Regions from separate parts of the Homo sapiens genome. Here region 2 is linked to region 1. Evidence: read pairs that join two places in POLR2A ChIA-PET (ENCODE). Cell type or tissue: PC-9. All regions are shown on one strand. Links, peaks and the distances in the headings refer to the core of each region. The heading gives the core; the rest is flanking DNA. Region 1 overlaps KLC1 (kinesin light chain 1). Region 2 has its middle 10 kb from the start of KLC1.

Region 1 (11,994 bases), core at 1,596-9,595:
CCCACCCCCAGCAGCCTGCCTCCCCTTTCCCTACCTGTGACTCTTCCTGTCCTGGGAGCTCCATGCAAGTGCAGCCGGACAGCACGTGGTCTCGTGACAGGCTTCCTGCATTGGCATTGTGTTTTCGAGGTTCATCCGTGCTGGAGCAGGTGTCAGAACTGCCTTCCCTTTTAAGATTCGATCATCCCACTGTAAGGATGGGCCGCACTTCATTCGTCCACTCCTCAGTTGATGGCCTTTGGGCCGTCTCCCCCCGGGCTGTCATGAAACGTGCTACGGTGGACGTTCTTTCTCTTGGGTATCTACCTAGGAGTGGGGCTGCTGAGTCATGTGATTTGTTTAACTTTTTAAGGAAGTACCGATTGTTTTCCGAGCTGCACCATTTTACATTCCTAGCGGCAGTGCACAGGGGTCAGGGGTCTGCCTCCTACACATCCTCACCAACACGTGTCTTTTCAAGCTGGCTTTTTGAATTTCACCATGGAGCCCAGATTGCAGGAGCTTTGAAGAGAGGAAACGCTTGCTCAGTGGGGGCCTTGAGGGTGGCCATGTGTCGGGGCTCAGGGGCCATTTCCAGAAGGCGTTGCCCTGATGCTGCCACTTGCTCCCTGCCCTGCAGTGGGGAACGGAGGTTCACAGGGGGAAGGAGGGGCAGGGTGGAGCAGGAGAGGCCTCCCATCTGTGGCCATTCCAGCCCAGGGCCCAGGACAGGGGAAGTCCTTGCCTGGGTGTCAGAAGTGGAGACCCAGCCCATATTCCTCCTGAGGGGTCACCTGGCCCCGGAGGTGGCTGCCAGTGGGAGGGTGAGAAAAAGCACCAGCCTCCTCCCTCCCCAGGCGAGGGGCAAAGAACCTGTGAGGGGCAGAGAGTTAGAAATGGCGGGAGACATCTGCACTTGATTTGTGTGGCAGTCACAGGCCCGTCTGGAGTCCCCTGGGCACATCAGGCACTCTTGCTTCCCAGGAGCCGTCTACATCTGCACGGAAGACGCCTTCCCGCACAAGCGCCTGCAGCAGCTCATGGCCCAGCAGCCGCGGCTGCGCACTGACGTTCCAGGAGAGCTGCTTCAGAAGCTCCGATTTGGCAGCCAGATCTTCATCGAGCACGTGGCCGATGTGGTGAGTGTGGGAGAAGCCCCATGACACCCCCAAGGCAAGCTATTCAGGACCATTGGGGCAGGTGTAGCCACCACGGCAATGGGGTCTCACAGCAGGGCAGGGAGAGTTGGGGCTCAGCTCTGAACACAGCATGGGTCATGGGGGTTTACGCCCGAGGAGCAGGTGGGGTCAGAGGATGGAGAGTGACTGAGAGGAACTGGCAGGGGAGGGAATTCTGGCTAAAGCATCCTGCCAGGACCCTTGCTGAAGGTGTGCCTTGGGGATCAGACGGCCTCTGGGGACTGTGGAGGATGGACCAGTCAGCTACTGAGGGCGACTGGATACGGAGAGCAGGGGTCCTGCTACAATCTCAGCAGGGATTGCCAAAACTGGATTTCATGAGGACGTGCACAGATGGGCCTAGGAGGAGGCTCAGGAGCCTGACGGCAGTTTGGCCAAACAGAATCCTGGCCAGGAGTGGCTGTGGGCCAGGCAGGCAGGGCGGCAGGCTGCGACACCCAGTTACATCTGAATCTCAGGCAGCTTTGAAGCGTGTTCTAGAATGAGGATGCCCATATTCAGATCAACTTTCTTCATGATCTGAAACTCAGATGTAACTGGGCGCCTGTACACCATCTGTCAACCTTGCCCATGAAGACGGAGTGGGGAAGAGAAGCCCCAGGCGGGTGGCAAGGACCTCCTCTGGGCTGTGGGCCCCTGACCAGCTGCCCCAGGAGACCACCGCCCTGAGAAGGATGCGACCTGCTCTCCAGGCTGCTGCCCTGGTGAGATAGCTGTGTTGGTTTCCCCTTGCCCCTGAGGGGAAGACGGCCCTCACTAGGGGCACAGGGGCTCCACCTGGCCAAGGCCTGCTGGGCACCCAGCTCAGACAGGTGACCTCAGATCCTTGACCACTGCCTGGCTGCTGGCTTCCCTGCAGACACTGGCTGGGCTTGGAGGAGGGACCTATGGCAGGGCCTTGCAGAGAGCAGGGGCCACTCACCGGGGGCCAGTGGAGTCCGTCCTGTAGCCAAGAAGCAGGCAAGAGAGGCTGGGACCCATCCCTGCAGCTGGGGCAGCAGTGCTGTGAGCTGTCAGTGCTTAGTTTATAGACATCATCCTGGGAGGGAGAAGTGATGAAGTAGAAAAGACGCAGAAGAAAAGATGGGACGTTTGGGAGTAAACCCCTGACCAAAGGCAAGTAAGGAAATTCCACCCTGTGCAGGGGGAGCGGCTGCCATGTCCAGCCCACCCTAGACATGGCTGTGGCCTGGCAGAGCAGCTCCTGGGTGGGCCTTCCCCCACTTCTCTTTTTTTTTTTTAAGACAGTCTCGCTCTGTCGCCCAGGCTGGAGTACAGTGGTGCAATCTCAGCTCACTGCAAGCTCCACCTCCCGGGTTCACGCCATTCTCTTGCCTTAGCCTCCAGAGTAGGTGGGACTACAGGCGCCCACCAACACGCCCAGCTAATTCTTTGTATCTTTAATAGAGACGGGGTTTCACCATGTTAGCCAGGATGGTCTCGATCTCCTGACCTGGTGATCCGCCCACCTCGGCCTCCCAAAGTGCTGGGATTACAGGCGTGAGCCACCGCGCCCGCCAGCCTTCCCCCACTTCTAAGAGGTCTTATAAAAACTTTCAAGTAAAGCATAAGGCATATAAACTTTTAATTTAAAAAAATGTACAATAAAATACGTTATCGCACACAACGTGAGGAAGTTACACATGGGAAGGGAGCCGTGGGCCCAGCTCATGCCCCAGGTCTCCTGGGAGAGACCACGCCGCACCAGGGCACCAGCTTAGGCCCAGCCCCAGCCCCAAGGTCACGCCAGCCGTGTGGTTATTAGTATCATGTCCTATGCACACAGACGCAGGAGAAATGAGTGAGCGCTGCGGCTCCCGGCCAGGGGCCCTCCCTGCCGCCCTGGCTGTCCCGGGCCAGCTCCGGGCCACACTCGGCAGTCCCATCCTGGAGCGGGGCCAGGTCGGGGTCACTGCAAGAGAAGATAGAAGGTCAGGGCTGGGCCGCCAAAACCTGACAGTGTTACTAAGTTCTGTTCTGGAAACAGCTCTCTGGGGAACCCCCACCCCAAGTCTGCCTAGAGAAGAGGGTGTTGCTGGTTGTGAGCCTCCCTGGGGCCGAGGGGTCATGGGGGACTGGTGCGTCTTTGGTCTCTGCTCCCTGGAGCACCAAAGGCCTGCGTCTGGCACGGGGGAAGCCAGGGGTGTGGACACAGAGCCTTCTCTTGCATAAGCAGAGCCTGGTGCCATTCCCACCCCCCCACTCTGTGGCCCTTGGGCTTGCATGAGGATGGGGACCCTGAGCCAAGCCCCTCTTGGAGGCCCAGCCTGGCAGCTAGCAGCAGTCACCACTTGCCCATCCCCAGCTCCCCCCAGTCCCTGCATGTGCAAAGTCCCTCCCTGGCCCAGCTGCCTGCTTCCTGGGGCTGCAGGCCGTGGGACTCACGTTAGCGGTGGCGTCTTCCAGGCCACTGCTGCTGCTGTCGTTTTCCACAAAAAGAGGCTCGGCCAGAGACGCCCTGGAGATGAAGCACAGACGAGTTTCACTCAGGGCGTGCAGGCGGCCCTCAGGCGTCTTCAGAGCTCCGGGCGTGACACCAGCGTGTGGCTGCAGACCTTGGACTTGAGGGACAGCCTAGGGGCCCCTTAGCAGCCTCCATCTGGCCAGAGCTGCTGGCAAGGCCCGTGGGGCCTGAACTACACTGCTTGGTGCCAGGAGCAGCTGTGTCACCCTCCCCCATCACCATGGCTCACCAAGCTGTGCGGTCAGAGGCCAGGCCAGCCATGCCAATGGCTCTGGCACCCACAGGCCACGGCAGCACCCAGAGGGAGGCCGAGGACACCTGCCTTCACTGGGGGGGTCCTCCCCTGGAAGCTCTCCTGGGAGCTGGTGGGCACAGGGCTGTTTCCACCCCTTGGCCAGGCCAGGCCAGCTCAGAGCACAGGGCTAAGGCCTGGATGCACGGGAGGCACTGGCCTTGAGGGTGTCTCAACCTACAGCCCCATCCTGACCCCCAGGTGGTCTCCCAGAGTGCCCCACGCCTTGGCAGAGGCAGGCCAGGCCTGACTCGCCTGAGTAACGCCTGAAGGGCATCAGGCCCCTGCCTTGCTGAGCGTCTGAAGAGGTCATGGCCACCACGGGCTGGCTTTGGTGGCACTGTGGCCAGGTTTGGGTGGTCTGAGTACCTGGTGCGGGGCCACTGAAGGAGGGGGCTGGTTGCTGCTGACCTGTGAGGGGGAGAGGGTGAAACCATGGCAGAAGGAGAGCAGACCCCCGCAAGGACTCAGGAGCCTGCGCAAAGGACACCTCTACAGAGGACGGTGTTGGCACAGCCAAGGGGTGACTGCCTGGGGGGGCCAGAGGAAGGACATGGGGCCAAGGGAACCAGTTGTGTGAGCCTGAAGCTTCTATAGTTGGGGCCTCTTTGAGAAAAATACAGAATTGGGCTCAGAGTATGGGGACTACAGAGTATGGGCACTGTGAGCCCCAGGTGGGTAGGAAGGTTTTCAGACGGTCGAGTGACAGTCCAAACGGGGTCTGGTCACCTGGGGCGGGGACTTGCTGACCAGCATAGACAATGACAGCTGTCCCCACAGGACACCTTGTTGGAGTGTGTGAATAAGAAGGTCCCCGTACTGCTGTCTCGGGGCATGGCTCGCCTGGTGGTCATCGACTCGGTGGCAGCCCCATTCCGCTGTGAATTTGACAGCCAGGCCTCCGCCCCCAGGGCCAGGCATCTGCAGTCCCTGGGGGCCACGCTGCGTGAGCTGAGCAGTGCCTTCCAGAGCCCTGTGCTGTGCATCAACCAGGTGAGCACCAAGGCAGGGTTGCACCCCTGAGCTCGTATTTTTAGCCAGGATGCGGAAGCAGAGCCGGTCTGGAGGTGGGGCGGGTGGCAGTGAGGTGGCCTCCGGCTCCTGCGGGTAGCAGCCTGTGCCTAACCATCGAGAAGACCCTCAGCCGTTGCAGCTGACCTGGACTGTGCTCTTCCAGGTGACAGAGGCCATGGAGGAGCAGGGCGCAGCACACGGGCCGCTGGGGTGAGTGCAGCCATGTGGTGTGTGCACCTCTGTGCAGGTGCCAGGGGCACAGCTGGGCCGAAGTGGGCGGGGCCACCAAGCCTGAGCGCCAGCTTGCCTGCTTCCTGTTTCTCAGGTTCTGGGACGAACGTGTTTCCCCAGCCCTTGGCATAACCTGGGCTAACCAGCTCCTGGTGAGACTGCTGGCTGACCGGCTCCGCGAGGAAGAGGCTGCCCTCGGCTGCCCAGCCCGGACCCTGCGGGTGCTCTCTGCCCCCCACCTGCCCCCCTCCTCCTGTTCCTACACGATCAGTGCCGAAGGGGTGCGAGGGACACCTGGGACCCAGTCCCACTGACACGGTGGCGGCTGCACAACAGCCCTGCCTGAGAAGCCCCGACACACGGGGCTCGGGCCTTTAAAACGCGTCTGCCTGGGCCGTGGCACAGCTGGGAGCCTGGTTCAGACACAGCTCTTCCAGGGCAGCGGCTCCACTTTCTCATCCGAAGATGGTGGCCACAGACTGACCCCCATCTGAGCTGGGGGGATGTTCTGCCTCTCCCTGGGTCTGGGGACAGGCCCGCTTGCTGGGTACCTGGTCCCCACTGCTGAGCTGGCCCTTGGGGAGAGGTGATTCTCAGGGCTGGAGCCTGGGGTGTCCTACAGTGACTCCCTGGGAGCCGCCTGCTTCTTCTCTCCACATGGAAGCCCAACTGGGGTTGCGTCTGAGGCCTGCCCCCTGGGCTGGGGCCTCAGACCCCCTCAGCCTTGGGACCGTGCCCACGAGGGTCTCCCCTCCTGCACACAGGGCAGTCCTTACTCCCCCACCACTCAGGCCACAGTGGGGCTGCAGGCAGGCGGCTCCTCCTCACCCACCTCTGGGTCCTTGGCTCCCGGGGGCCCCACCTCGGCACACACTGTGCCCCACAAAACTTCAGTGTGGTACAAGGTGGAGAAAGCATATCCCACCAACCTCCAGTGTCAGGGTCCAGGAGAGCCTGGGGGTGGGGGGACTGCCTTGTCTCTAGTAGTGTGGCCTGTGCCAGCACCACAGCCGGTCAGAGGAGCGCAGGCAGCGCAGGGCTGGCACGTGACAGGCTCGTCAGCCACCTGGGAACACAGTTCTGGGCAAAGAGGATCCGAGGTTGAGAGGAAGGAGGGTCCCGGTGTATCCTGGCCCTGGGGGTCTGGGCGTCCAGCTCAGCCCTGGCCTGGCTGGGTGGTATTCTGGTAGGGATATGGCAGGACTCCTGGCAGGGCCACCTGCAGGACCCTGTCCTGCAGTCCCACACTGTGCAGACCCAGTCCCACACTGTGGCCAGGCCTTACATCTGGCTGGAAAGCAGAGCCTCCTGGGAACACATCTGGCTGCACAGGCTGAAATATCCACCCAGCAGGCAGAGTGGCGTGGCCTCCCCATGGGCACAGTGGTGACCCCCTTGATTCCCACCGTACAACCCCCTCCACCCCCCACTCAGTGCCTCCACATGCTGCCTGGCACAGACCAGGCCTTTGACAAATAAATGTTCAATGGATGCAGTTCCAGGACCTGCTTCTTGCTGTCTGCCAGGCACTGCTCTGAGTAATTTATACACATTGAAGTATGTTCTCCTCACAACTCCTAGGGATAGGTACTGTTACATCTCCACTTGCAGGTAGGGAAATTCAGGCCCAGAACCGTTAAGTAGCTTGACTCCTCCCACAACCCAGAGGCAGAAATTGTCACCCCCCACCTTATGTGCCCAGGGTGAGCCTGTGGGTGCTCCTACAGTGGGAGGAAGGGGGGCTGGCACTGGTTGGGGGAAAGGTAAGGGCTGGGGCCATACTGTGCAGAATTTTTCTGTTTGCCGTTTTCCAGGGTGGGACAATCCGTTTAAACCTTCATCATGTTATCAAGGCTCTCTATGACCCTAAAGTTAAGAATCACTGGCATGAACATGGGAAAAAGTTATTTTGGGGTTGGATTTTTACAAAACAGCCTTTCTGCAAAAGTGCAGGAATTCTACAATGGCAAGTAAGACATTTTATTTCTGTAATTGAACATAAGCAATTCCAAATGCTTTTCTAGGCAAGACATGCCAGCGATTAGAAAATGAGACAGCTTAAAGACAGAGGTACATTTAACAGAGAAAACACGCCTGGAAGCTCGGCCGGCCCCGCCCATGCTGGCTCAGTTCCTGCCCCTGGAGGGAAGGGGCCGAGGGGCTTCCCGTCCCAGGGAACTCCCACCACAGGAGTCTGCAGACGGGCTGGCCTGGCAGTCAGTCCCAGAACACTGACCATCCCCTTAGGGAGGCACCACGCCCTGGGGAGCACAGTTCCAGGCCAGGGCCATGGGTCTTGCCCTGAAGACCCTCCCTCAGGGACCACGCGCCCTGACCCTCATTGCCTCACCATATTATAAAACACTAAAACCGCTTAAGTTCTTCCCCACAGAGTTGGGGAACTAATTGTAAACAGAATACACGTCTACATATCAGCCCTGAGACAGCTGGCCCCGCTGCACACGCAGCCTGCTGGCCCCAGCAAGACACGGTCAGAGCTGGTAAGTGCTCTACAGCATTCAGAAATCTGACCACAGCGTACACACAGCTCACAAGTCAGTGCAAACAGAAGCTAATGACATCCTCCAAGAAAATTCCATACAGTTATGACAATGGAAAACCTGTTATACATTGTAACGATACATCATTAGCAATGTTTAATACATCTTACTATAAACACTGAATTTCTAAGTACATGATACTCCTAGCAGCTTAATCCAGAAAACAACGATGTGAATCCCTCCAATACTGTAAACACAAGACCAAGTGCTGCCCATGAGAGTGCCCCGTGCCACCCGCGGGCACCACCGGCCTCTGAGGACCCCTGAGCCACACACTGCTGCTGCTTCAGGGAAGCATCCATGTCACAGGACTTCCCCAGGGGCCTGATTTCTGCCACAGCTGCACCAACTACCCAGAGATATGCTGTCCGCCCACAGATCCAGACGCTCCCATGCCATGGTTGCTGGGGACGGGCGCTGCACACACGGCTGCTGTGGGGGGGGGCGGGGGGCGGGGGCGCAGTGATTATTTTGACAGCAACTCTGAAGAAACAGGTGCTGACTCTCGCGTGGGGTTCCTCTCACCAGAACGACCACACACAGGAGGAGGGATGCCTGGGCCCACCACTTCTCTCCTCTGAAGGGAAAAATTCAGACCGCCAGATGGGAAATGGCTGAAATCACCGCACTTCTATTGGGTGGAAGGGTTCAAACATCGGGGACTCAGGTACTCAGATTCCCTTGCCGCCTCCCTCTGAAACACGAACCTTCCTTTATGAGCTGGCTTCAGGGAGGCCCCCTGGCTTCTCTTACCCCAACACACAGTGCTCCCACAGCCACAGTGCTGCAGAGGCCACCTCGGCCCTAAAGTCCCATGGCTGGAAGCCACAGCAGGCTCCACAGAGGCCCCACACAACCTCGTCTGCACCCATCAGTCTGAAGAGGTTAAAATTCAACTCCATATTCAGCCCTATGTTTATTCCTTCTAAATGCCCTTTTTCCTTTCCAGATAACTGTCACTAAGGGAAACTGTCTGGGTTCCAAACTCTGCTCAGCATCCTCACAGGGAGAAGGCACCCCCACCACAAGGGAAGCTCCGGAGCCCTCCTCCCTGTCGCCTGTGCACAGACATAGCCCACTACGGGGGCAGCCACGGCACCTGTCAGGGGAAGCTGCTCTACACCCCCCTTTTTTTGGGGGGGGTTGGCTTCTCACAACCCATCAAATTATATATGTATATATATGTATGTATATATATATATATATATATACACACACACACATATATATATATATACACATGGTTTTTTTTGCTAGACACAGGGACTCGCTGTGTTGCCCAAGCTGTTCTTGAACTGGGCTCAAGTGATCCTCCCGCCTCAGCCTCCCAAAGTGCTAAGATTATAGGATTACTGGCATGAACCACCGCACCCAGCCATATATATATATATAATTTAACATTTTTTCTTTTAATCCCATCCACTATTACAGAACCTATGAAATTTTCTTCAACACCTCTATGTAGCATTTAGAATGTAAGCTCCTGATCCACCAGAATCTGCAAGAATGGAGTCAGGAGCCTCAGAAAAGGAGCCACGGCCACAGGCGAGCAGCTCGGGGACAACGCTGGCTCCACAGGGCAGCTCCTGGGCCAGGCACCCGCTGGCGACTACACGGAGCTTGTCTTGTGGAAACAAACGCGCTTTCACAAACACAGCAGTCCTGCGACATGAGGCGGGATGAAACTTTGAAAGGTATTTTAAAGTCTAGCCTTGTAACAAAACCTCAGGACACTCTGTCCCCAGCCTTCGTGCCCCACGGGGAGCTTCTAGAGGCTGAAGGTGACAAGTGTGAGCCTCTGCTGTGCCACCACCCACCCTGTTACATGACAGTGGCAAGCTGAGCTTTCACGGGATGGCTGGTGTTTCACAGACCGCCCCTCCATCCCGTAGCCTAGTTGGCTGGCATGGAGGTGGCGCTGCTGAGCGTCAGCCTTTGGAATCACTGATCACCTCGGCGTCTGTTTTGTATGCTCTTTACCTATGGACTAGTTTGTGGACGGCTAAGAAATACAGCCTCAGCATTGATTTGAAAAGGTTCCTGTCAGAGTCCACCGTGCTCCCTCATTCCATAAAGCTTAAGCTTTTAAAAAGTGAAACGCCATGTTAGCCAGGATGGTCTCGATCTCCTGACCTTGTGATCCGCCTGGCGGGTGCCTGTAGTCCCAGCTACTCGGGAGGCTGAGGCAGGAGAATGGCGTGAACCCAGGAGGTGGAGCTTGCAGTGGGCCGAGATTGGGCCACTGCGCTCCAGCCTGGGCAACAGAGTTAGACTCCGTCTCAAAAAAAAAAAAAAAAAAAGTGAAACACACGTCTCTATGGGCTTCGTGTGCAGGGGCGTCCGGGAGAACACAGCTCAAAAGGGGGCATGGGGCCCCAGGGCCACAGGCATGGGGACCTTGGAAAGAGAGACCCGGAAGATGCTCCAGCTGGGAAGGAATTCACTTCCCACTGACCAGTGTCCGCTAAGCTTCAGGCTTTACTGCCATAGATCACTAAATGCCTATCGTTCTGAAAGGGGTACTTTATGTTTCCAGATTCTTAATTTACAGCCTTATTACAATATTACAATTTAAAAGAGAGTCTGGTGTCATGGCAAAAAGGTGGCAGGCAGGAAATGCAACAGCATCCGTGAGCAGGAGCCAATCCCCAGCGTGCTGAAGCCACCTCAGCGCCACCTCGGCCTCCCTGAGCCAGCCTGGCCGGGTCGCGGTCGGGGTGGCTCCTGGCACTGGGGCTGCAGGCCGAGTAACAGAATGCTGAGGCACGGCCTCCCGGGTGTTTTGAAAAGGCACCTCCAAGGTTGGTGGACGTCACTATCTAGGAAAGGAAGCCAAGGAGTGCGGCTGGCGCCTCCGGGCAGGGCGGTGAGGGGCGTGGCAGGGCGGGGCGGTCTCACACTCCCAAGACAGGTTACCTAGCCCTGCTGGCTCTCAGTGGGCCAGGTCAGTGTGGCTGGCACTCAGAGCTCGCGAGTCGGCCAGACAATTATTTCGTTCCTGCATGAAAAAACAAATAGAAAAATTACACTTAACCAGGACTTCAAATGATGCCAGCTTCAAATGGCCTCAGGCCTAACAGTACCAGCTGCACAGCTAAATCTAGGTTGGCACTCGAGAGGCCCAGGGGTCAATGTGCATGTAGAAACTCCAAGAAACTGGAGGGCAAACACTGGGTCAGCTACAGGACCCTGTAAAATGAAGAGACTTTCTTTCCTCTTGTCATTAGGGGTGCTTCAAGCAACATGTCCAGCACCCTACAAGCCTCTTTAACAGCCACCGAGAAGGGGGCTGGGGAAAAGCTTTCCCGAGATGGCTGCCTCCCAAGAGTGTTGGGGGACAGGTCGGGGCACTGGCCTGTCTGTGAGGATTAGTGGATCTGGACAACTGGGAGGGCAGTGCCTGGCCACTGTCGCGAACTCTCAGCACCAGCACAGGGGCAGGGACTGCCAAGTCCCAACAGCTCGAGCTGCCGGGTGGGCCCCAGGCACCTGAGAAACAGGTTCTAGAGCAGCCACAGGCACCCGGCCACCCACTGACAGCCACACCAAAGGGCGGAGTGGATGAAAACTCAAACGGCCTCCGTGATGGGGAAGGGAGGCAGTACTTTCAGATGTAAACCTGATGTGTCTGTGTGAGGCCCGAGCAACTGCACCGAGTGCTTCAGGTTTTAGTGTCAAACTGACAGCACGCTAGTCATCATGTTAACAGAGTTTTGAATACTTCTGAACACTGAACAACAGCTTAAGTAGACAATTAATTATTAATAGTTATAAACTTAGTAGAGGCTAAAATCAAACAATCATACAAACTAGTAATTGGTCGAGCTTTGACAGTACTTTAACAGAATACATTAATTAGGTTAAACTATTTTTAAAGACCATTTGAGATCATTAATTAATATTCTGAGAATGTTCACAGTGTGAACATGCCCATAATTCACATAATCAGTGGTTAAGCAGAATATAAAAATACTACTGTCACAACTGTCTGTCTAGGAACAAACGTGGCGGCGTCCCCAGCCCTCTGCAGGAGCAGGGGCCGAGCAGGGGCCGAGTGCGGGTCTGCAGCAGACCTGCCAGCGTGGTCTGGGCAGCCTAGGACACAATTCGGGGTAGGCTCCTTACTTGAAAGCGATCTTCAGCAGCCTTGCCACCCACGTTAAGGACATTCAGAGAGCTGGCACGCTTCATGCTGCAACCCGGACACGGACATGCAAGGACAAACGATCAGCACATCGGTCAACCAGCAACAGG
Region 2 (10,048 bases), core at 46-8,045, 78 kb after region 1:
CCTCACATGGCCTGGTGACCCAGACCCTCAGCATTTGTGTCCTGTTTCCTGGTACAGCTGGAGGGAGGCTGCGCCAGTGCCGGCCGAAGCTTTAAGACAGCTGGAGGCGCCAGGCAGCGAGGGAAGCCGTCTGGGCGGTCCCCTGGGACCAGAATTTCTGCAGATGAGGACTGAGGCTCAAATGGCAGCAGGGAGGAAGACATCACCGACCAAGCTCAGCCTGGCTGGGTACACTGAGTTCGTCCTATGCCGACTGAGCCCGACCTGTGTCTCTGGACTTGAGCCAGGTGCCAGGGCGACAGCACTCCAAGTGACCAGGATAATATTTACCCCACTTCACTTCCTCTCAAGGAATCATGAGATATCTTGAGGAAAGTGCTGGACTTCCCACAGTATGTGGCATGGAGACTGGACGTGTTTTATATAGTTATCCAAAAGGTTATGCCAGAAACTGGGAGAAGGGAAGACACCTATGTCCTCCAGATAATTTCAAAATGGTTTGAAGAACACTGATAGAGGGAAACAGTGGGGCTGTGGTACCTGCGATTAGGGATTTGCCATGGAAAACAGATTCCATATTGGAGATTTTCTCCCAACATTTTATTATGAAAATACATTTACAGAAGAGTTGAAAAACCTGTACAGTGAAGGCTGGGTGCATTGGCTTACACCTGTAATCCCAGTACTTTGGGAGGCCAAGGGAAGAGGATTGCTTGAGGCCAGGAGTTCAAGACCAACCTGGGCAACATAGTGAGACACCAACTGTACACAAAATTTAAAGAAAAAAATTAACCACGCCTGGTGGTGTACGCCTGTAGTCTCAGCTACTCTGGAAGCTGAGATGGGAGGCTCCCTTGAGCCCAGAAGTTCAAGGTTACAGTGAACTATGATCATGCCACTGCACTCTTGCCTGGACCACAGAGCACGACCGTGTGTCTCAAAAAAAAATAACAAACTGTCCAGTGAACGTTCACATACCCACCACCAGGATTCTACCATTAACATTTTGCCTGGGCTGGGCGCAGTGGCTTGTGCCTGTAATCCCAGCAGTTTGGGAGGCCGAGGCAGGTGGATCACTTGAGGCCAGGAGTTCAAGACCAGCCTGGCCAACATGGCGAAACCCCATCTCTACTAAAAGTACAAATAATTCGCTGGGTGTGATGGCGCACCTGTAGTCCCAGCTACTTGGGAGGCTGAGGCAGGAGAATTGCTTGAACCTGGGAGACAGAGGTTGCAGGGAGCCGAGATCACACCACTGCACTCCAGCCTGGGCAACAGAACAAGACCCCGTCTACAAAAAAAAAAAAAAAAAAAAAAAAAAAAAAAAAAATATATATATATATATATATATATATGGCCTTATTTCCTTTATCACATCTCTTCTCCCCATTCTTCTATCTATCAATACATTTTTAATGCATTTCAAAGTAAATTGCAAAGATCAGTACACACCACCTCTAGACGCTTCAGCATTCATAGCATTAATGGAATCCGATATTCTTTGCTTGTTTGTTTTAGGAAACATTTACACGTGGTAAAATGCATAAATCTTAAGGACAGCATTTGAAGAGTTTTGCTTTATATGATATTGACCTTTATTTCAGAGACTAAACAGTGGTTTTGTTTTGTTTTGTTTTGAGACAGGGTCTCACTCGGCTGCCCAGACTGGAGTGCAGTGGTGCAATCTCAGCTCACTGCAACCTCCACCTCCCAGGCTCAAGCAATTCTCATGTCTCAGCCTTCCAAGTAACTGGGATTACAGGCACACGCCACTACCGCCCAGCTAATTTTTGTATTTTTAGGGTTTCACCATGTTGGCCAGGCTGGTCTCAAACTTCTGTCCTCAAATGATCCACCTGCCTCGGCCTCCCAAAGTGCTGAGATTACAGGCATGAGCCACCGTGCCCGGCCGGTTTTGTTTCATTTTTAATTGTGTTTCGTTAAAGCAGTTTTAGGCTCACAGAAAATTTGAGCGAAAAGTACAAAGAACTGCCATGTATGTCCGGTACCCAGTTCCCCTACCACTAACATCCTGCACTAGTGTGGTACATTCGTTACAACCAATGGACCGATATTCATATATTAACTAAGTCTAGAGTTTACATAAGGGCTCACTGTCTGTATTGTACACAGTACTGGATATTCTATGGGTTTTGACACATGTAAGTATAATGATATGATGAGTTGTGAGAAACCTTTCACCTGTGTAACTGAAGTCCCTACCAGGAAATGGAACGTTTCCATCACATTGCAGGGTTGCCTCATGCCCCTTCCCATCTGACCCCAGGCAACCACTCTTGGGTTTGTTTGTTTGTTTGTTTGTTTGTTTTTGAGATAGACTCTCACTTTGTTGCCCAGGCTGGAGTGCAGTGGCACAATCTCGGCTCACTGCAACCTCCACCTCCCAGGTTCAAGCAATTCTCCTGCCTCAGCCTCCCAAGTAGCTGGGATTATAGGCGCCCACCACCACGCCTGACTTATTTTTTTGTATTTTTAGTAGAGATGAGGTTTCACCATGTTGGCCAGGCTGGTTTTGAACTCCTGACCTCAAGTGATCCGCCCACGTCAGCCTCCCAAAGTGCTAGGATTACAGGCATGAGCCACCACGCCCGGCAGTTTATTTATTTTTTATTTATTTTGTAGCGAGGAGGTCTCACTATGTTGCCCAGGCTGGTCTTGAACTCCTGGCCTCAAGCAATCCTCCTGCCTCAGCCTCCCAAAGTGCTGGGATTACAGGCGTGAGCTACCATGCCTGGGCTGTTTTTTCTTTTTTTTTTTGGTTTTTTGTTTTTTTAGATGGAGTCTCACTCTGTCACCCAGGCTAGAGTACGATGGCGCAATCTCAGTCCACTGCAACCTCCGCCTCCCGGGTTCAAGCAGTTCTCCTGCCTTAGCCTCCCAAGTAGCTGGGATTACAGGCACGCACTACCACGCCCTACTAATTTTAGTAGAGATGGGGTTTCACCATTTTGGCCAGGCTGATCTCGAACTCCTGATCTCAGGTGATCTGCTCACCTCCCAAAGTGCTGGGATTACAGGCATGAGCCATCGCGCCCCACCCCAGTTTTTATTTTTTAAATGTAGACCTATTTTGCCTGTTCTAGCATTTTACATGAAGTCACATAGCATCTACTTCTGTGTCTAGCGTCTTTCACTCACCTCCTGTTTTTGACATTCATCCACATTGTCCCACATTTGTTTGCCATTCTCCTGCTGATAGAAGCTGGGATGCTTCCATTTTGGTTGATACGAGTAAAGGTAATCTCAGCTTTCTTATACAAGCCTGTTGGTGAACATGTATTTTCATTTCTCTTAGGTAAATACCTAGGAAGGCCACGTACAGTGCCTCATGCCTGTAGTCCCAGCATTCTGGGAGGCCAAGGAGGGCAGATCATTTGAGACTAGCCTGGACAACATGTCAAAACCCTGTCCCTACTAAAACTACAAAAAAAATTAGCTGGACGTGGTGGCACATGCCTGTAACCCCAGCTACTCAAGGGGCTGAGGTATGAGAATCGTTTGAACCCAAAAGGTGGAGGTTGCAGTGAGCCGAGATGGCATTACTGCATTCCAGCCTGGGCAACAGAGCAAGACTGTATTTCAGATGATAAACAACAACAACAGCAACAAAACCTAGGAATGAAATTGCTGGGTCATCAGGTAGGCATATGTTTGTTTGCTTGTTTTTTTTTGTTTTTTTGTTTTTTGTTGTTTTTTTTTAAGACGGAGTCTCCCTCTGTTGCCCGGGGTGGAGTGCAGTGGTGTGATCTCAGCTCACTGCAACCTCCGCCTCCCAGGTTCAAGTGATTCTCCTGCCTCAGCCTCCTGAGTACTCCTGAGTAGCTGGGACTACAGGTGCGTGCAACCACGCACAGGTAATTTTTTGTATTTTTAGTAGAGACAGGGGTTTCACTGTGTTAGCCAGGACAGTCTCAATCTCCTGCCCTCGTGATCCACCCATCTCAGCCTCCCATAGTGCTGGGATTACAGGTGTGAGCCATCATGCCCGGCCAGGCATATGTTTAGTTCTATAAGAAACTTCTGGGCTGGACACGGTGGCTCACGCCTGTTAATCCCAGCACTTTACGGGGCTGAGGTGGGCAGATCACAAGATCAGGAGTTCAAGACCAGCCTTGCCAACATGGTGAAACCCTGTGTCTACTAAAAATACAAAAATTAGGCCAGGCACGGTGGTACACGCCTGTAATCCCAGCACTTTGGGAGGCCGAGGCAGGCAGATCATCTGAGGTCAGGAGTTAGAGACCAGCCCAATCAATATGGAGAAACCCCATCTCTACTAAAAATACAAAATTAGCTGGGCATGGTGGCACATACCGGTAATCCCAGTTACTCGGGAGGCTGAAGCAGGAGAATCACTTGAACCCAGGAGGTGGAGATGGCAGTGAGCCGAGATCGTGCCTTTGTACTCCAGCCAGGGCAACAAGAGCAAAACTCCGTCTCAAAAAAAAAAAAGGAAAAGAAAAAGAAAATTAGCCCAGCATGGTGGCACGTGCCTGTAATCCCAGCTACTCAGGAGGCTGAGGCAGAATTGCTTGAGCCTGGGAGGCAGAGGTTGCAGTGAACAGAGATCACGCCACTGCACTCCAGCTCTGGGCAACAGAGCAAGACTCCATCTCAGGAAAAAAAAAAAAAGAAACTTCTGGTTGGGCACAGTGGCTCACACCTGTAATCTCAGCATGTTGTGAGGCTGAGGCAGGAGGATTGCTTGAGCCCGGGAGTTCGAGGCCAGCCTGGGCAACATGGCAAATCCCCGTCTCTACTAAAAATATAACAGTGAGCTGAGTGTGATGGCATGCACCTGTAGTCTCAGCTACTCAGGAGGCTGAGGTGGGGGGATCGCTTGAGCCTGGGAGGCGGAGACTGCACTGAGCCAAGATCATGCCACCACACTCCAGCCTGGGCAACAGAGACTCTATTTTCAAAAAAAAGAAAGAAAGAAAGAAAGAAAGAAACTTCCAGGCCTTTCTCCTAGGTGACTGCCCATCTATCCCTCCCATCAGTGAGCTATGGGCATTCCAGTTGTTCCACGTCTTCCCCAGCGTCTGGTGGCATCAGTCTTTTGAATCTGAGTCATTCTGGTGAACGTGTAGTTCTCTCTGTGGGTGGTTTTTTTTTTTTCTTTTGAGACAGAGTCTCACTCTGTCACCCAGGCTGAAGTGCAGTGGCACTATCTTGGCTCATTGCAACCTCTGCCTCCTGGGTTCAAGCAATTCTTCCATCTCAGCCTCCTGAGTAGCTGGGATTACAGGTGCACACCACTAAGCCCGGCTAATTTTTTTTTTTTTTTGAGACTGAGTCTTGCTCTGTTGCCCAGGCTGGAGTGCAATGGCACGATCTCGACTCATTGTAACCTCCGCCTCCCAGGTTCAAGCGATTCTCCTGCCTCAGCCTCCCAAGTAGCTGGGATTAGAGGTACATGCCACCACGACCGGCTAATTTTTTTTTTTTTTTGAGATGGAGTTTCGCTCTTGTCCCCCAGGATGGAGTGCAATGGTGCGATCTCAGCTCACTGCAACCTTCACCTCCCAGGTTCAAGCGATTCTCCTGCTTCAGCCTCCTTAGGAGCTGGGATTACAGGGGCCTGCCACCACGTCTGGCTAATTTTTGTATTTTTAGTAGAGACGGGGTTTCTTTCACTATGTTGGCCAGGATGATCTCCAACTTTTGACCTCAAGTGATCCACCCACCTTGACCTCCCAAAGTGTTGGGATTACAGGTGTGAGCCACCGCGCCCGGCCCCTAATTTTTGTATTTTTAGTAGAGACGGGGATTCACCATGATAGTCAGGCTCATCTCGAACTCCTGGACTCAAGTGATCGTCCCGACTCGGCTTCCCAAAGTGCTGGGATTACAGGCTTGAGCCACCGTGCCTGGCCTCTTTGTGGTTTTATTTTTTTATTTTTTATTTTTATTTATTTATTTTTTTTGAGACGGAGTCTTGCTCTGTCGCCCAGGCTGGAGTGCAGTGGCTCAATCTGGGCTCACTGCAACTCCACCTTCCGGGTTCACGCCATTCTCCTGCCTCAGCCTCCCGAGTAGCTGGGACTACAGGCACCCGCCACCACACCCGGCTAATTTTTTTTTTTGTATTTTTTAGTAGAGACAGGGTTTCACCATGTTAGCCAGGATGGTCTTGATCTCCTGACCTCGTGATCCACCTGCCTTGGCCTCCCAAAGTGCTGGGATTACAGGCGTGAGCCACTGTGCCCGGCCTCTTTGTGGTTTTAATTTGCATTTGCCTCGTAAGATGCTGAACATCTTTTCATGTACTTATTGGCCATTTATATATCTATCTTTGTGAAATGTTTGTTCAACTCTTTTGCTTTTTTTTTTGAGACGGAGTCTTGCTCTGTCACCCAAGCTGGAGTGCAGTGGCATGATCTCAGCTCACTGTAACCTCCGCCTCCCGGGTTCAAGTGATTCTCCTGCCTCAGCCTCGGGGGCTGGAATTATAGGCAACCGCCACCATGCCTGGCTAATTTTTGTGTTTTTTAAAGTGGAGACAGGGCTTCACCATGTTGGCCAGGCTAGTCTCGAACTCCTGACCTCAGGTGATCTGCCCGCCTTGTCCTCCCAAAGTGCTGGGATTACAGGCGTGAGCCACCGAGCCCGGCCTGAAATTTCTGAGATTTTACCTTAGCTGCAAGCTAACAAGGTGGCCTGCCACTGGTTCACGGATGCTGACAAAGGACACCAACGCCTGGATATGAGACAGGACAGATTTTTACTCACAGGTCTACAGTGGCCTGAGTCTCAGCACTGTGGTGCTGGTTCCTGAGCTCGGTTCCCACAGTTCCCACAGGGCAATGTGAAGAGGGCTGGATGACACCTGCACACACACTCGTGTGCATTCCAGGAGAGGATCCCTGTGCCCAGGAGCTGGCTGGAAAGGCCGCCCGTATTCCACTCAGGAAGGCTACGTTATGTTTTGTTGAAGGTAATTTGCTACACCAACATGCTTGAGAGGATGGGCTGGAACAAAGGAGTCAGTGCCGCTGATCATACATGCAGGGAAACATGAGAGACTCACGTTTCCCTGCAGAACAGCCCCAGGGTCCCGGCAGGGAGGGGGCTTTGCTTGGATTCAGTGGCCAGGGGTCTGGGTGATTAGAGAGGGCCGGGAGGTATCCAGGCTCCTGCAGGGAAGAAAGGCTGGCTGCTCGGCCACAGCCCCGCCCACAAGGTGCAGAGTCCCTTCAGAAGCCACCCCGTAAACCAATGATTCTGCCACCAAAAAAGAATATTGGAATATGTGCCCAAAATGTGGAGGGACTGGAGATGGGGGTGGCAAGCAGGAAGGGTACAGCAGGTGTCGTGCAGCTGCCGTCTTGGGAGAAAATAATCAGCCGTCCTTCAGGCTGCCTCACCATCTCCCCTTACACAGTTCTTCTCACAGTAAGACTTCGACGTTCTCCCACATGAGGTAGAATCAATATGCCTTCCCCTGGAGTCTGGACAGGCCTGTGACTACAGTGGAAGTAACACTCTAGGACTAAGCCAGGTTTATGTTTTTTTGTTTTGTTTTTTTTTTGAGATGGAGTCTCGCCCTGTTGCCCGGGCTGGAGTGCAATGGCGCCATCTCGGCTCACTGCAACCTCCGCCTCCCGGGTTCAAGCGATTTTCCTGCCTCAGCCTCCTGAGTAGCTGGGATTACAGGCACCCACCACCACGCCTGCCTAATTTTTTGTATTCTTAGTAGAGACAGGGTTTCACCATGTTGGCCAGGCTGGTCTCGGACTCCTGACCTCGTGATCTGCCTGCCTCGGCCTCCCAAAATGCTGGGATTACAGGCATGAGCCACCGCACCAGGCCCAGGTTTATTTATTTATTTATTTATGCAACAGAGTCTCACTCCATTGCCCAGGCTGGTGTACAATGGCATGATCTCGGCTCATTGCAACCTCCACCCCCCAGGTTCAAGTGATTCTCCTGCCTCAGCCTCCCAAGTAGCTGGGATTACAGGTGTGCGCCACCACTCCCAGCTCATTTTTTTTTTTTTTTGTATTTTTAGTAGGGACAGGATTTTGCCATTTCGCCATGTTGGCCAGCTGGTCTCGAACTCCTGACCTCAGGTGATCCACCCTCCTGAGCCTCCCAAAGTGGTGGGATTATAGGCACCCACCACCAAGCCCAGCTAATTTTTTTTTTTTGTTTGTATTTTTAGTAGAGATGGGGTTTCACCATTTCGCCATGTTGGCCAGCCTGGTCTTGAACTCCTGACCTAAGGTGATCTACCCACCTTGGCCTCCCAAAGTGCTGGGATAAAAGGCGTGAGCCACAACACCCGGCCCTAAACCAGGTTTTGTTTGTTTGTTTGTTTGTTTTAGACGGAGTTTCTCTTTTTTGCCCAGGCTGGAGTACAATGGCACAATCTCGTAAGCCAGGTTTTAAAAGGTGATACAGGCCGGGTGCGGTGGCTCATGCCTGTAATCCCAGCACTTTGGGAAGACGAGGCAGGTGGATTACCTGAGGTCAGGAGTTTAAAGACCAGTCTGGCCAACATGGTGAAACCCCAACTCTACTAAAAATACAAAAATTAGCCAGGTGTGGTGGCAGATGCTTGTAATCCCAGCTACTCGGGAGGCTGAGGCAGGAGAATCACTTGAACCCAGGAGGCGGAGGTTTCAGTGAGCCGAGATCACATCATTGCACTCCAGCCTGGGTGACAGAGCAAGACTCTGTCTCCAAAAAAAACAAAGAGGTGATACAGCCTCCACCTGGCTCTCTTGGGAAGCTCACACTTGGATCTCAGCTGCCATGCTGTGAGGAAGCCCAAACAGCCACTGGGGGGCTGGGGTGGGGGACACGACAACACCTCATAGAGAAGCCCAGTCGTGACAGCCAGCATCACCGGCTGAGCTGTGAGTGAACATGTCCTTGGAGCACTCCAAACCCTAGCCACTGTGTCAGTCTTTAAGACATTGAGGAGCAGACAAGCCATCCTTGATGTGCCTTGTCCAAATCTTTGACCCACAGAATCTGAGCATAATGAAATTGTTATTTATTTATTTATTTTGAACAGGGTCTCGCTCTGTTGCCCAGGCTGGAATGCAGTGGCACAATCATAGCTCACTGCAGCCTCAATCTCCTGAGCTCAGGCAATCCTCCTGCCTCTGCCGCCTGAGTAGCTGGGACTACAGGTGCATGCCACCATGCCTGGCTAATTTTTTTTTTTTTTTTTTTGAGACAGTCTCACTCTGTCACCCAGGCTGGAGTGCAGTGGCACGATCTTGGCTCACTGCAACCTCTGCCTCACAGGTTCAAGTGATTCTCCTGCTTCAGCCTCCCAAGTAGCTGGGATTACAGGTGCTGTGCCACCATGCCCAGGTAATTTTTTTATTTTTAGCAGAGACGGGGTATCACCATGTTGCCCAGGCTGATCTTGAACTCCTAACCTCAAGTGATCTGCCCGCCTTGGCCTCCCAAAGTGCTGGGATTACAGGAGTGAGCCACTGTGCCCAGCCGCCTGGCTAATTTTTTTTTTTTTTTTTTTTTTGAGACGGAGTCTCGCTCTGTTGCCCAGGCTGGAGTGCAGTGGCGCAATCTCGGCTCACTGTAACCTCCGCCTTCCAGGTTCAAGCAATTCTCCTGCCTCAGCCTCCCGAGTATGTGGGACTACAGGCACGCACCACCACGCCCAGCTGATTTTTGTATTTTTAGTAGAGACGGGGTTTCACCATGTTGGCCAGGATGGTCTCGATCTCTTGATCTCATGATCTGCGCACCTCGGCCTCCCAACATGCTGGGATTACAAATAAAATAGTGTTTTAAATGCCGCTACATCTTGGGGTGGTTCATCAAGCTGCAGTGGTGGCCTGCACATCCCCTGGGGTCTTCTCAGTTCCCGGCATGATCCTGTTCGTTGGAGCATGCATGGCCTGCTGTGAGCCCTGCTTCTTGGGCATGGAGAGGTATCGTTATCTCTAGAAGCACTAGCACTTCTGCCTCACGTCCCTGCTTAGGTGAGTGTTGCCTCCTCCCACACAGCCGAGGTCAGGCTCATCTCTGTGGCCCCTGTGATGATACA

Evidence for each region. ChIA-PET counts read pairs that join two places held together with the same protein. Peaks named below come from ENCODE experiments on the same cell type or tissue, not always from the same donor. Only the 100,000 strongest peaks of a DNase experiment are listed, where the experiment ranks them.
Region 2: POLR2A ChIA-PET joins it to region 1 with 6 read pairs; 6 of 35 experiments call an interaction of 5 or more read pairs at or near these places.

What each region holds. Positions count from the first base shown.
Region 1 is chr14:103,692,297-103,704,290 of GRCh38, reverse strand. KLC1 (kinesin light chain 1) reads right to left here. Exons shown (of 17, transcript NM_001394837.1): 15 at 11,866-11,932; 16 at 3,564-3,636; 17 at 2,747-3,090. The coding sequence ends at 3,565. XRCC3 (X-ray repair cross complementing 3) reads left to right here. Exons shown (of 10, transcript NM_005432.4): 7 at 964-1,118; 8 at 4,715-4,927; 9 at 5,112-5,158; 10 at 5,274-6,674. The coding sequence ends at 5,493. Among named protein-coding and RNA genes, the nearest start is that of XRCC3, 17 kb to the left of the region's middle. RefSeq lists an enhancer at 2,399-2,448. In PC-9, for the core only: no CTCF peak of the experiment used is centred there; a DNase peak (open chromatin) is centred at 5,222.
Region 2 is chr14:103,614,212-103,624,259 of GRCh38, reverse strand. No RefSeq gene overlaps it. Among named protein-coding and RNA genes, the nearest start is that of KLC1, 10 kb to the left of the region's middle. In PC-9, for the core only: no CTCF peak of the experiment used is centred there; a DNase peak (open chromatin) is centred at 5,026; H3K27ac peaks cover 460 bases.